Linked DNA regions of Mus musculus: region 2 is linked to region 1. Evidence: chromatin contacts called from ENCODE Hi-C or POLR2A ChIA-PET data. All regions are on one chromosome and are shown on one strand. The core of a region is the stretch at or near the end of the contact, and the rest is flanking DNA. Distances in the headings are between cores, read along the strand shown.

Region 1 (7,757 bases), core at 2,463-4,962:
CCAGAGCTCCACGATCTAGCCACCAACTCCAGTTTCCAGCCTCCTGCATGCTAGCCTTATAGGCTCTTGCTCCCTTTATCTCTATCACTTCAGGCAGTGCTCAGAATAGCCGAAGCACTGCTTGCCTGGGGCCCTTTGTCCTTCCCACACTGGCTCAAAGAGGCTGTTAAGGAAGCGGCTCTGCCCTGATTCGTATGCCCTGGCTTACCTCTGTCTCCCCTTTAGCCAAGAAGTCACATTTGCTACTCTGCACATGGTCCCTGCACACTTCTGGTTTGGAGCAAAGTAGCTGGCAGGAGCAATCGGGGCAGTTTCTCAGCCAGGGTTATGTGTGGTTTGAAGGGCGTGGGGAGCTAAGTCTGGAGGTTCCATAGCTGTGTTCTACTTGTAGAGTGTACTCAGCGACTCGCAGGTAGGACACCGTGTTCTCTGTCTCTCAGGGACTGTTACACTGAGGGCACCATGGCCCTTTCCTTCTCAGGGGAAGGTGAGAAGAACCCAGTTATTGTTTGGATCTTGAAATGGGCACAGCCTGGGCTGACCAGCTGAGGACTTAGCAGGTGCCTGCCAACTGGCCTTCTTGGCAGGAGCGCTGGCTGGGGATGTTTGTTAGCAAGCATTCTGGTGGCATTGCCTATCCAAGCTGCCTCACACTGGGACCCGGAATGTGTGAAAGAGGGTTCTGACTTCCAGGTATTTGGGCAGAAAAGTGAGTTTGAGTAGAGGATGCCAGTTAAGCACCTCTGCCTTGGGACTGTTACTGAACTGAATCAGTTACTTGCTGCAAAGTTGAAGCAGTGGCTGGGCCAGTTTTAAGGCTCTGACTGGTTCCTGTAAGCGCAGAGCACATGAAATGCAAGGGCTTCAGCTCTTCCTGACAGGGAAGAAAGAAGGCGTCCTCGGAGGCTTCTGTTCCGTGTGGTGACCTGTCACATTTTCAGATATATAATTAAAAGTGTGGTCTGCTCTCAGGACACATGGTTTGCCTGTTGGCTCTGTCTCAGTGCTTGGATTCAGCCCCTGGAATTACAGGTTTTATAATGAAGAATTAGAGTGGTATGTTGAGTAGGTGGTGTAGAGGGAAATGTTCACTGTGCTCCTTCCACCCAGCATGTGCACCTGTTCAACTAGCACAAAGGCCTGCATGTCTCCTGCAGGGGAACTTGGGGAGCCAGCCAGTCATTGGTGAGAAGTGAGTGCCTTGCTGAGATTTGAGGAGGTGCAGTGCCTTGGAAGTGGCCCTTCCCAAAACAGGGTTGACAGGACACACCCCCATCCCCACCCCCACCCCCACCCCCAAGACACTTTCGAGCATCCCTTGAAGGTCAGAACTCTCTTGGAAAACCAAGTGCTTGGCTCCGCAGCTGCAGCAGTGTTGACTCCTTAGAGACCATATTGACTCCTGACCCTATTTCTCAGCTGCAGAATTGGAGGCTTCAAGGTGACACTTGAACCCTGAGTTGACAGTAGGAGTGGCAAGGAGATCTTGGTCACAAACTATGAGCCCTTAGCCAACAGGGGGATGGGAAAGTGCAGAGGAGCTGGGCCTCCCCTGCTTGAGTGCTTCTGGGAGCTGCACTAGAAGCGAGCTACTTTCCCTGGCCAGGTCCTGGGGCAACCCTGGGGCAAGGGATAAACACAGAGTGCAGGCATCTTCCCAGACACACCTCTCCAGCTCAGCCTCCTTATTTGTGGTAATCAGAGTCGGAGTGTGACAGCTTCCTGTCACCTGCCATGATTAGCAGGTGGCCTGTGGAGGAGAGTATGAATATTCTCCAAAACAAGGCCCCCTGGTATAGGCCAAGTGAGGCAGAGGGTAAACAGAGCCAGGAGGTCTAGAGCAGGTCCCACTTGGAAGTGGGAGGCCATTTTCCGAAAGCCAGGTCCCTCTCCAGTTCTTGGCCACTGGCACTGAGCACTGAGGCAGGAAACCTAAAAGCAAAGCACCATTTTCCGTTTCTAAATTATTTTATTTTAAATAAAAAATAATAATAAAGACCTCACACAATAGAAATGTAGAGATTTTGTTCATGTCACATTGACACTGGAACTATTAAAGTGCAAGTTTTGTGTTTTGTTTTTCTTTTGGGTAATTGCACACACACATGTAAACAAGTCACTTGGCTATGATTGAACACCCCCCCCCCCCACCTCCAGCCAAAGTTTCCAGTTTGCTGAGGACAGAGGTGGCTGACAGCGGCCATGGCAACACCAATCACAGACAAGATAATGCCCTATTATTAGTCCTGCCCTGAAGCGAGCAGGACAGTTACTTTAAGTCTCACAGGCTGATGAACTTCACACGCTTTTTCTCAAACCTCTTGAGAAAAATGCCAAGCGCCCCTCTGCTGGGTCCTGGCATCCCAGAATCGGAGGTGACAGCTCCTGTCTTAGCTAGTTCTCTTTCCTTTCACAGCAGGTGACTGTCCCTTACTGGCTTGGTCTCCCCGGGCTGGGTCTCAGGGAGGGAAGGAGAAGGCCAATTGGCGCTCCTGTGGCACGGACCGCTAGTCCAGGAATCCGATTTGACTTTTGAACAAAAAAGGTCCTCAGGTTGTGTGGCTGACCCTGGGGGCTCCTAACTGATGACACAGCGCTCCTTGTCCTTAGCCTGGCTGCCGACACTGGTTTTTTCACGAATGTACATGAGGTCGCTGTGCACGCTGGGTCTGCGAGCAAAGGGCGCCAAGATGCCAAAGGCATCGCCGTGGTCGCCCCCGCCTCCGCTGCCCGCACGCAGAAGCTTCTTGTTCCTCAGAGCCTTCTTGTGCAGTACGTCGCAGTACTGCACAGATACCTTGCGGTGCAAGTCGGGGCTCATCTCGCTAGGCAGCTTGGCCATGGCAAAGAGCGCACGGAACATCTGGTCCAAGCTGCTGTTCTTCTTGGCTGAGATCTCGAAGTAGGCACAACGCTGAGGGTCGTCACCCACCAGCTGCTCAATCTCCCGCTGCTCTACTTCCCGGTAGAAGTCCCGGTCCCCTTTGTTACCGCAAATGACCAGCGGCACGTCCACATTCTCTTTGGTTTTGTTCTTGAGACAGGACTTGGTGTCTAGGATCTGCTGTTTGAGCCTTTGCACCTCTTCGAATGAGTCGCGGTTGTCTAAGCTGAACACCAGAATGAAAACGTCTCCTATAAGGGAACGAGTGGGAAAGGTGAGGACAGCTGCCAGGCACAGAGCTGCAGACACCCCAGGTGAAGGGGCAAGCCCCAAGCACAACACACCAGCCCCATCCACTCCCCTCAAGACTCCGGTCCCCCTATCCCCGTCGACTCCCCACTCACCTGTGAGGATAGAGAGGCGCCGCATGGCGGGAAACGGATGATTGCCGGATGTGTCCAGTATGTCCAACTGGTAGACTTCGCCGCGGATCGAGTAAAACTTTCGGTGGAAGTCCTCGATGGTAGGGGTGTAAGCATCCTCGAAACGGCCCGTGAGGAAGCGCGACACAATGGCCGTCTTGCCCACTTTGGATGAGCCGAGGATGACCATCCTGTAGCAGTTCTTGGCCGGGATACTCAGTTCAGAGTCGCTTGGGCACATCTTCTTGATCATCGCGGCCAGTTTCATTGGGTAGAGGGGCCCCAGGGGCGGATGCGTGGCCGAGAGAAGGTAGAGAGAGGGCTGCAGAGAACTCCGGAGTGACGGAAGAGCTTGGCTTCGGGACTGCGCGAGCTGGTCTGGGCTCTTGGGTACAGACAGCAGGCTCAGGCTTTCCGCGCCCCACACCGCCCTTATATTCAGTTGGCCGAAGCCCGGCCAGGCACCTCCCAGCTAAGGTGCGTCACGTCCCGCCCCCGGACGCGCCCAGCTCCTCCTAGACGCAGCGACCTCCGCCTTGGAGCCTGAGGCTCCTCTTCAGACCTACGTGCGCTGAAAGGAAAACTAAATCCAAACTACGGCCAGTGGGATCCGGCGCTTCCCACTTTTGGCCGCAGAGGTCCTGGCTGTGCCTTTGATTCACTTACCTCTGGGATCTCCATTCTCTTAACACTAGTGCACAGACACCCACTTTTCTTGGGCCTTAGTTTCCCCAAAAAATATTATCTGATGATAGCAACAGATTTGCTGGACATTTGCCCCAGGGCCAACCCCTTAGGTCCCCGGACTCTTGGTGCTCTCCTGGGCTTAGTGTCCGGTGTTTGTGGGTTTTCTATGTTATCGTCCGCGCTTTGCGCTTCAGCCACCAGAGGGAAGCAGGGAGCCCCACGGACCCGCTGGGATGCCTAAGGTTGTGGCCACTCTGGAGAGGGGCAGGAGGCTGGCTGGGGACCCTGACGGGGAGCGCTGTCATGGACTTCCTGTGCTCTACTTTCCCAACTAGAGAGAATCTGATCGATGGGGACCTCAGTAGAGGAGAGTCTGTACCTGACTTCATACTTCGAGACAAGCCCCTTTAAAAAAAAAAAATCAAAACAGGCCAGAGTACCTACAGCCTCCTATGGCTTTCGGGACTTTCCCCTCTCGTGGGCCAATTCATCGTCATTTTGCACTGAGGTGGCTGACTGGGGCCGATGATCTCAGAGGAGGCCTGGAAGCACAACCTTCACTGTAGTTCAGTTTCCCTTTCTGAAAGATGACACTGGTTCCTTGATTGTAAAGATTAAGTACAAACACGTTCCGAGACCAGGGCCTGGTCAGAACAATAAAAGTATAGTATCAGGGAGGCTGCCTAGGGGAGGAAGCCGGTGGCAGGTTGATCAGTAACCAGGACTGAGTGATGCTTGAGGAGAAACGGGACGCGTCTGCTGCTTGTAACTGACGACACAGGTGAGCTGTGTTTATTCTGCTCTGACCTCGTCTTATTTAGGAGAGGCCCAGAGACCGAGTGGCTGACAAATGCCCCTTGCCCATCCAGGCAGTCTTGGTGTCCCACAGGCAGGGCTAAAGTCATTCCCACCCATCCAGATGCTTGCACTATGATCCAGGATTTCAACAGAAACCCAGTCTCTAGATCAGCAGTGGGCATCCTGCCTGGAGCCCATGCAACGTAGGTGTATTGATTTGGTGGTCCCTGTGCTAAATGATAATGCTCTCCCTGGAGACAGAGAAGCAACACTCTGCATTTAACAGATGGGGGAACTGAAGCACAGGGAAGCACGCTGCTGGCCACCTGGCTCCCAGTCTTCCCTTCCTCCCCTCTGCCTGTGCCCCCACAACAGAGCCCACTACACAGGCTGCTGCGGTTGTCTGGCCCGTTTCAATCTAGCAGGATATCCATATTCACTCCCCTTCCTCCCAGGCTGCTTCTACATCCATATCAATTGAGGAACCCGGGACTCATCAGCTAGATCTAGGACAGGCCAGTTGGGGTGAGTCCTTCACCTCCTGGTTCCTGCCCTTGCCCCTGCTCCCCTCCCTTCACCTGGGGTGTCTGCCCTCATCTGGGAGAAGGACCTGTGCCTCAGCCAAACACAGGACTGCTGCATTCAGTAATAAGCATAGAGTGTCACTGCAGGAAGAGGCCTCTTAAGGGGGCAAGTAATGGCTGCGCACCCGGCTGAGGCCCTTCTCCTCTGCCTCCAGAAGGCACTGTGTGGAAGGCTGGGGCTCTGACTCAGGATGGGCAGAGCCAATGTCACCATTCCCCTGAGTCTTCAGTCCCAGGAAAATCCAAGGAATAAGAAGAGAGGGATGAGCTGGGCAGAGGTGGTGCACGCCTTTAATTCTAGCACTTGGGAGACAGAGGCAGGTGGATTTCTGAGTTCGAGGCCAGCCTGGTCTACAGAGTGAGTTCCAGGACAGCCAGGGCTACACAGAGAAACCCTGTCTCAGAAAAACCAAAAAAAAAACAAAAAAAAAAACAAAAAACAAAAAACAAAAAACGAAAAACAAAAAAACAAAAAAAAGCAAAACCAAGAAGAAGAAGAGGAGGAGGAGGAGGAAGAGGAAGGGGAGGAGGAAGAGGAGGAGGAGGAGGAGGGATGGCAGAATCAAAGCTATGGTCCAGCTCTACCCACAGACATCCAGATGGCCAAGGCTCAGCTTAGATTCATGGCCCTCTCTCCTTCCACTGTCAGTGTCACGACTGGGCCTGACATCTTGCCTCAGTCCCTTCTAGATGCAAGGTGACTGGCAGACACTGGTGGTTTCCTGCCACCTCCGAGGTTCATTTACCCAGCTCAAACACCCTGTCAGGAAGACTCCATCCTCCAGGCGCACAGTCACACAGCCTCTGCCAGCAAGTCTCCGGTCGCAAGAACACTGAGGGGTCTGAAAGACAGGCAGTGCTGTCCCACATAATCCCAACTACCATCTGTGTCCCCCCAGGCCACTGCTCCACAGGGGACAGCATGTGCATCCCTTTCCCAGAAACTCTGGAAGTCACTGTGATGTTTCCTTACCACACAGGTTTGTAGCAGTGTCAGGCTTCCTGCTCAGAACAGAACTCTTACCAACTGATCAAATGCTGAGGGGAGTCCAGCGGAAGCCAAGGGTCTGTAAGCTGGAAATGCCAGCCACACAGCCTCATCCAGAGGCAGAGAGGACTCAGAAGGTTCTTTGAAGTTGGGTCACAAAGAAGGGCATCGGGTGCCACCACATTACCCACAGGGGCCAATCCTACTTGTGCCTGCAAGAGGACCCCACAGGTTGTCTCTGCTCCACTTCCTGTGGGGCCTGGTGGGTAGTCTTTAGATTATTGTGAGGGAGCCTTTGAAATGTGGTTGTAGGACCCCAACCCCTTTCTCATTTACCCTTTACTTCTTGGCCATTGGGTAAGCAGCTTGCCCTACTATGTGCCCCCAACTTGCCCTACTATGTGCCCAACACACATACTGTGCCCAACAGTATGTACTGGCTTCATGTGGGTTCGAAACAACACAGCCAGCAGTCAGGAGGCAGCCCCAGCTCTCTGGCAACCAGCTCACTCCTGGTGGGCTCCATCCCATCCCTGTCTCCTGCTGGATTCCAAGGGACACACTGGGGTTCAGACACATGTGCCCAGTCACATCAGACACATGTGGGTGTATGAAGAGGACACCCATGCTCTGTGGTCTCATTTCTCTCCTCAGATCCCTCTGCAGCCTCTTCTCCTCTCTGAAATTATATGACCTCCATGTCTGCCTTGACTGCTGCCTCCACCCAGTAGTCAGGGAGCTGGGGCTGCCTCTTCCCTCTGCCCATACCCACAGCCTTGCAACTGAGCCAACAGGTACATGCGGGGATGCCAGTGATAGAGCTGAGCCTCTCTTGGTGCAGGGGACTGGACAAGAGGACACCAGTGGCAAAGGGGGCATCTCTGCCCCATTTGGTGCCAAGGGTACCAATGCTTCTCTAGCCAGGCCTTACCAGGACACCTGCCTGAGCTTCTGGATAGGGCGTGCATGGTACTCTCTACAGTGAGGAAACAGGTAAAGACTTCTTGCTTCAGTGGTCTTTGCACTTTTCGCCACCAGAAGGGGTATGAGGGAGGGACAGAGCTCAGGATGACAGCCCTAGACTCTGTCATGGGCCCAGGGCAACAAGGCTCTGGGCCATACTAATAAAAGGTGTGGTTCTTGTCTGCCCAACCAGGGTCTCCAGCCAATGCTCTGGCCTGGGGCTGGGAGGGGAAGCCCAGGCCTCCTCAGAGGGCCTGGAAATGTGAGGCAGGAGACCTGTGCACAGTTAGGTGGCAAGCCCGGGGCACTTGTAAAAGCCCATGTGAGCCTTGGGTGACAACAGGATGTCAGGAGAGGGAGGCAGCCTTAGATGCTGTCTCATGAGCCCCAGGACTAGATAGCCCAGGGCTGGAACAGGCACAGGCTGATCG
Region 2 (7,757 bases), core at 1,345-3,844, 43 kb before region 1:
ACCAAACCAAGCCAAACCAAACCAAAACCAAAACAACAACAACAACAACAAAAGCAAAAAATGCACATAGACATGACCAGAAAAGAAATTGGCCATGGCATACTATAATCAGGATATCAAAAGTACAAAGTAAAAAAAATAAGCCTAGTTAACGGGAGAAAAAGACAGTTCACACACAAAGGCAGCAATACCAAGTCACCAGGACTGCGCACCAGCAACAAGGAAAGCCAGAAGAGAGTGAGTGAGACCTTTCAAATTCTCAAAGTGAACAACTGTGATCCAGAAATGTCATAGCCTACAAAGTGATCTTTCAAAATTAGTGGAGAAAGCAAGGTATTTGAAGACAAACGCAAATTAAGGCCAGCCTGCATAAAGTCCTCAGTGGAACACATCATCGGAGGAAGGTGAACGAAGACCTGACTATAGATGGACAAGCCAGGCTTGGGAAAGAAGCAAACACACCTGGCATGGGAGCTCAGCAAAACCTCGGAACTATTATGGGAACAAAGAGAAAAAGCAATAATCTAGCAAAACAGAACCTCACCTAACACATTTACAGAAAATAGCGAAGCCCTTTCTACAATAACCTTAATACAAATGTCCTCTGCTCAGCACTAAAGAGATACGGATTAAAGAACTGGATTTAGAGATAAGAACCAACTATCTGCTCTCTCCAAGAAACACACTTAGCCAGCAATGACACCCAGACACTTGATATCAAACGGAAAAAAACATCCCAAGCAAATGGACAATGTAAACTGAAACTCATTAGAAGAGATAAAAGGGGCACTAGATTAGGGTTTTTATTCCCCCCCCCCCATGTTTCTTTAGCAGAACAATGGCACTAGGTTTTCCCTTAGGTCCCATGGGATAGGACAGAGGATTTGGAAATAAAATAGCCAGGCTGGGCCACTCAAATTGGCAAAGGAGGCAAAAACATGTTTTGGAAAAAGAGCTAGTCTAGCCAATAAACAGTGCTGGCAGAGCTGGCTCCACCTGCGGGAGGATTAAATTAGATTTATATCCTTCACTTTGTACAAAACCCAGTTCAAAATGGATAAAAACCCTTAAGGTAAAATCTAAAAGTCCTGAAACTTTAGAAGAAAACACAGGCTATGAATACCCCTCAGGAGACTGGGGAAGGCAAGACTGTTTTAAACAGAATACCAGCAGCACAGGAACTAACTCCACCATCAACTGATAGGAACAGGAGAATGACAGTTCTCTGCACAGGACACAGTCAGCAGTTAACAGACAGCCCAGAGAAGGGGAGAAAATCGGTACCCAGTACACTTCAGAGAGGGGATAATGTCCAGAACTTAGAAAGAACTGTGGAGATTAAACGCCAAGGGAATAAAACTGCCAACCAGCAAATGGACAAATGAACTGAATAGACAGATTTTTAAAAAGACACACAGACAGATGGCCAATTTACTATTTTTAAAATTATCCAATACCCCCACCATTAGGGAATGCCAATCAAAACTACTTTGAGGTACCACCTAACCCCAGTCCAAATGGCGTTTGTCAATAAATCTGACCACAAACGTTGGAGAGGATGTGGAGAAACAGGAACTCTTAATTCACCATTGAAGAGAATTCACTGTTGTTGAGGATGCAAACTGATACAGCCCCGTGGAAACCGCTGCAGAGAGGTCTCAAAAAATAAAAATAAAACCAGAACTAGCACGTGACCCAACTAGTCCACTCCTGGGTATACACCCACCAAACCACACCCACCCTATAGATATGTGCACCACTGTGTTAATTACTGTTTAATTCACTATGGCAAAAAATTGGAATCAACAGAGGAGCCAATAATGAAACATATATGTGTGTGTGTGTGTGTGTGTGTGTGTGTATATACATATGTAATGGAATATAATATATCATGTATTATATATAATGGATTATTGCTCAGCTCTAAAGAAAAGTGAAATAAAAATTTGCAAGAAAACAGATGGCCTTAAAATGTATAATATCCAGTGAGGTCACACAGCCTCAGAAAGAAAAAGCCCCATGTCCTCTTCATATGGTGAATCTAGCAAATATTATACACACACATGCAAACAAGCGTGCCTGCCGGTACAGTATGATATGGAGAAGAGAGAACGAGAAAGGCTGAACACCACGGGAAAGGAGGGCTGAATGCAAGGAAAGAATGCGACCTAAGAGAGAGAATATAAATCTGTTTTTCTAGTTCTAACTCCGTCATAAGATTTATTCTTTTGGTTTTGGTAGTGGATAAACAAACACCTAAAGTATATTTGATAGTGAAAGATAAAGTTCACTGAGAAGTCCCACAGCGTCCCTAGGTAGGATTATAATTGCTGAGATGAAACACCGGGACCAAGCTGGGGAGGACAGGGTTTGTCTGGCTTACACATCTTGAATTACAGCCCACTGAGAGAAACCAAGGCAGGAACTCCAGCAGCGCAGGAAGCTGGAGGCAGAGGCTGAGGCAGAGACCATGGAGAGGTGCTGCTCACTGGCTTTCCCCTACCCAGGATCACCTGACGGGGTGGCCCCACCCACAACGGGCTGGACCCTCCCACTTTAATCACCAATTAAGAAGCTGCCCCACAGATCTTACGGAGGCATTTTCTCAGCTGAGGTTCCCTCCTTTCCGGCGATCCTAGCTTGTGTCCAGTTGACATAAACCAGCCGGCACAGCTTCCATCCTGAGTACCTATTCAGCCAGCTGTGAGTTGTCTAAACTCAGGGTCTGGTTAATTTGGGTATGTGGCTGATTTATTTTAAGTTATTTTAACAATAAAGTTTAAAAACCTTTAAAAGTTGTTGTTGTTTTTTTTCTTTCAGACCATGGTTACCACAGTGCCTGACAGGGAGGAGGTCAGAGCCAGAGATGTGGGATGCTGACTCCGAGACCGAGATTTGAACTGACAGAAGCTGATGGGACAGGAGAGCTGGTTGGTCCCCTTGAAACATTTCTAGGATTAAAAAAATAAAAGGCTCGTAACCATGAACCTCAGCTCTGACGAAAGCTTGGAATCTCTGGGGATTGGAAACAAAGGCCATGTTCCCAGTTCTCCCCAGGCCTCTCTCTGGGGCGCTGGGGAGTCTTAAGCTCAGCACGTGGAGCCCACCTGACCTCTGTCACAGGTCTACACCAAGGCCAGGGAGCAAAGCACACCGGCCCTGAGCTTGGCGTGAGGAGCGGGGACCCGGTCCTCAGTAAAACACCTGACAGTAACAGGAGCCCAAGCCCTTTCTCCGTCCAAGCCATGATTGGGGACGGTGTTCTGGACCCTGTCTGTGTCTCTTGGGCCTCAACTCTCTGACTCTAGATCTTCCGTGAGCCACTCCACATGCCCTTTTAAAAATGTCAAACTCAGGGCCAGTGTGATGCTGCTGTGGGTAAAGACACCTGCTACCACGCATGGTTATTTGCTTGATCCCTGTCACTTTCATGGTAGAAGGAGAGAACCAATTCTCATGGGCTGTCCTCTGATCTACACACACACACACAACACACACACACACACAAACACATACTAAATAAATGAATAAAAAATTTTAAACTCAGATTTAAATTTAATTATCTTATATACATTCATAGCACTGCCTGTTAGCAAATATACCCATGGAATCAGAACTCAGACTTGAAGCCAGAAGGCAGCACCCAATGGCTCTGGGGCTCTCTGCCCTGCAGGTGCAATCTCTAACTGGATTTTACCTGTTTTTGAGCTTTATCTGTAAGTGGTGTCTTAGTCAGGGTTTCTATTCCTGCACAAACATCATGACCAAGAAGCAAGTTGAGAAGAAAGGGTTTATTCAGCTTATACTTACACATTGCTGTTCAGCACCAAAGGAAGTCAGGACTGGAACTCAAGCAGGTCAGGAAGCAGGAGCTGATGCAGAGGCCATGGAGGGATGTTACTTACTGGCTTGCTCAGCTTGCTTTTTTATAGAACCCAGGACCACCAGCCCAGGGATGGCACCACCCACAATGGGCTGGGCCCTCACACTACCTCATCACTAATTGAGGAAATGCCTTATAGCTGGGCCTTACAGAGGCATTTCCTCAAGGGAGGCTCCTTTCTTTGTGATAACTCCAGCTTGTGACAAGTTGATACACAAAACCAGCCAGTGCAAGTGGGTTACCAGTTAACATGTCCATGAGGAAGCTAGCTAGGGCTGGGGGAAGCAAGCTAAGAGCAGCTCTCCAACCTGCATGAACAGGGCTGAAGTCAGGGTCCACAGGTTAGCCGGGTGCAGCCATGTAAGGGCCTACCCTGTTGGTAGATGAAGGAGGCTTCCTTTCTGGGAACGGGTCTGCTCCCAGGCCAAACAGGGTGGTATTCTGGAAGTCCCTGAACTGGCCGGGGGAGGAAAGGATCTGTGATGGTAAATTCTGGTCAAATGGACTGAACAGGAAAAATCTTAGAAAATTCACAGAGCTCTACTGTGTCGGATCTGAAATGTCCCTAAAAGCCCATGTGCTGAAAGTTCAGTTCCAAGCCTGAGGCACTACGGGAAGATGGTGGAACCTTTAAGAGTGTGGCCTAGTGGGTGGAAATGAGGTCACTGGGAATATGCCTTTGCTCCTCCCCTTTCTGTTCCCCGATAGTGCTTAGGGAGGAGTGGCACCTTTGCTACACTCTCCTCCCTTGGTGTGAGCCAGTCTAATATCTCCATCTTTAATTAATTAATTTATTTATTTTTCCATTTTTTATTAGGTATTTAGCTCATTTACATTTCCAATGCTATACCAAAAGTCCCCCATACCCACCCACCCCCACTCCCCTACCCACCCACTCCCCCTTTTTGGCCCTGGCGTTCCCCTGTACTGGGGCATATAAAGTTTGCGTGTCCAATGGGTCTCTCTTTCCAGTGATGGCCGACTAGGCCATCTTTTGATACATATGCAGCTAGAGTCAAGAGCTCCGGGGTACTGGTTAGTTCATAATGTTGTTCCACCTATAGGGTTGCAGATCCCTTTAGCTCCTTGGGTACTTTCTCTAGCTCCTCCATTAGGAGCCCTGTGATCCATCCATTAGCTGACTGTGAGCATCCACTTCTGTGTTTGCTAGGCCCCGGCATAGTCTCACAAGAGACAGCTACATCTGGGTCCTTTCGATAAAATCTTGCTAGTGTATGCTAATTTATTTATTTAGTGTATATTTATATGTGTATGTATGTATGCATACATGTATGTTTGTATGCATGTATATTCATGTTTGCTCATGCCGTGGCTCCTGCATGGAGGTCAGAGGTCAGAGTATGATCTCAGGCTGCAGTTCTCACCTTCCACCTTGTTTGAGACAGGGTCTTTTATTTTCTAATTCTTGCTGCCCTATCCGCCTCTGGGAGTTCTCCCTGTAGGAACACTGGCTTTTGCATGGGCTCTGGGGATTTGAACTTGGACCCTTGTGATTTGTTTTACCCACTGAGCCATCTCCCCAGCCTTAACAACCACTAGTTACAGCTGCTCATACATTCTGTTGGTTCTGTTCTTGCTCATGAATACAAAGCATGGGAACGCAGCTTCTAACCACCTGCAGCTCGCTTGTCTACTGATCATCTTACTTCATCCAGACTTGGGAACTGTCCCAGCCACTTAGCACTACAACTGGCAGGTGGCAGGTGGTGGTAGAAGGAAGGACCCAGAAGGAGCCACTACAGATCAGCTTCAGTGATGAGTCCCCATGGCACATGAGAACAGGATTGTGTCCTTTGAGTAGAGACCCAATTGGTCTCTCTTGGGCAATGGCTATAGGCCTCCACTGCAGCTCTCTGCAGACAGATTTGAGTCAGATTCCATGTCCAGCAAAATCCCTGAGACATGCCAAGTGCAAGCATGTGTGTTTGGGGTGAGGGTGGGGGTGCTTGCCTCCACATTTAGCACGTCACCACAGAAGCAACCAAGTGTGCTGGGGGAGTGTAGACACAGTCCAGCCCCCTTATGTCTGAGGGAGTGCCATTCTCCTGTATAGTCTTTGGCTGGTAGTGGCAGCAGCAGCAGCAGCTAAGAACTTGTTCAGAACGCAAGTGTTCAGGCTCAGTCAGGATGTGAAGTTAGATAAGTGTGGCTCAGCACCGCACGGTTTAATACGCTCTGGGGATTAAGATGCATGTCTCAAGTATGCAAGCCTAGAAGTAGAGATTGTAATCAGTCAGCCCCAGATTCAGAGATCATACTCAGAAGGTTCAGGCCTGTGCACCAAGATTACAGGTGAGTGGGAGGGACTTAATTAAGAGTAGGAAGTGGGGAATAGGAAAATAGAGGCTCTAATTGGGGTTGGGGGAAGGAAATCAATTCAAGATATTAAGTATATATATGTATATACACACACACACCATGTGTGTGTGTGTGTGTGTGTGTGTGTGTGTAGTTTAAATGAAGTTAACCCACTGTAGAGAGAATCTCATATAAGTAACAATAAAATAGCCCATGACCAATGAGGTGAGGCAGGAAATAGGAGGTGGGACACTGGCAGGAAGAGAGAGGATTCTGGGAAATCGTGAGAAAATAATGAGCGATCTGAGCTAGAATAAGAGGGGTGTTGAGGAAGACTCCAAGGAAGAAGCAGCTCACACTGAAGGAGAGGTAACTTACCATGTGGAAAACAGAATAGTTTGAATAGGTTAAATATGTCACAAGCTAGTCAGGGGATAGCCTAAGCTTGTGGCTTAGGTATTTATTAAGAAATAATTAATCTCAGAGTCATCATTCCCGGAGCAGGGGCTGGGAAGGAACAAATGGATTATTTTTTTACAAGCCCCTTGAACTGACAATGCTTTTCCTAAGAGCCATAGACTATCTAACAAATATCCCAGCACCACGCGTGAGAAGCCCCCTCTCAAGTTGTTGGCTGGAGGAATTTAAGAGATTCCCCAAAACAATACAAGCTTGCAGTTGGTTGTCTCTCTGAGGTTGAAGGTGACTCCCTATGGCTGATACACCATGACTTAGGACAGAGGACCTGGAGGAGCTGAGCTGGAGGTTGCCGAGAGCCTCCTCCCGGAGGACCAGCTTCCTCAATCTTGGAAGTGCTATGGAAGCTGCTAAAGTAAGCAATAGTCCTGCCCAGCTGTGATGCCTTCAGCCATAGCAACGACCAACAAGGCAAGGTCATGCTGCATTAGTGGCTCTTATATCTTGGCAGAAACCAACAGCTATCTAATTGGATTTAAAGCTTGCTCAACAGGAGGGAAATCATGCATGCTACCATAAACCCAGCCAACTACCCCAGGGTAGTGAGGTCATAGACCTTAGAGAAGAGCCTACTAATACCACTTGATTAAACTAGTCTAACTCCCAACAATATACTAAATAGTTATCTACAGGTGAATGTGGCTACCAGCCCTCACCACAGAACCTTCTCTTCGCAGCAGATAGATGTCTGACGAGCTGATAGACGTTACAGAAAAACAACAACTGGTCAAAATGCAGAGAACAATGGGCCATGGTGTACCCAGCCCCCAGTAGATACATCTCTGACACGACTCCTGCACCAGAGGCTCCGGGAGCATTGTGGATGAGGGCAAAGGAAGAGTGTAAGGACCCGAAGGCCAGGAATCGGGCTGGGAGATTGTTATCTCCTAAAATAACAGGGGAGCTCCACCTACAACTACTCAACCATGCAGCTGCCTAGACAGGACCTTCGGAAACACAATACCAACAGACACGCTAACGTGGAAGGGCAGAACCTCACAGGGCACCACCGTAGACAAAGGACTACAGGCAAGTAAGGAATGCCAAGAGGGAAGAAATCGTTTTCCCCAGGGACGAG

Evidence for each region. A loop is a pair of places that touch in the nucleus more often than their neighbours do. ChIA-PET counts read pairs that join two places held with the same protein, here RNA polymerase II (POLR2A).
Region 2: POLR2A ChIA-PET joins it to region 1 with 19 read pairs in embryonic stem cell. The contact joins the promoter of 1810063I02Rik here to the promoter of Rasd1 in region 1. A Hi-C loop is called at or near these places in 1 of 37 maps with a recorded cell type or tissue (T-helper 2 cell). POLR2A ChIA-PET finds 5 or more read pairs at or near these places in 4 of 5 experiments (Patski and embryonic stem cell).

Annotation. Positions count from the first base shown.
Region 1 is chr11:59,961,232-59,968,988 of GRCm38, forward strand. Rasd1 (RAS, dexamethasone-induced 1) reads right to left here and starts at 3,713. Exons shown (of 2, transcript NM_009026.5): 1 at 3,289-3,713; 2 at 1,950-3,135. The coding sequence starts at 3,574. The coding sequence ends at 2,579. It overlaps Med9 (mediator complex subunit 9), which reads left to right. Exons shown (of 2, transcript NM_138675.3): 2 at 1-2,075.
Region 2 is chr11:59,918,905-59,926,661 of GRCm38, forward strand. 1810063I02Rik (RIKEN cDNA 1810063I02 gene) reads left to right here and starts at 2,595. Exons shown (of 2, transcript NR_130986.1): 1 at 2,595-2,703; 2 at 2,821-2,985.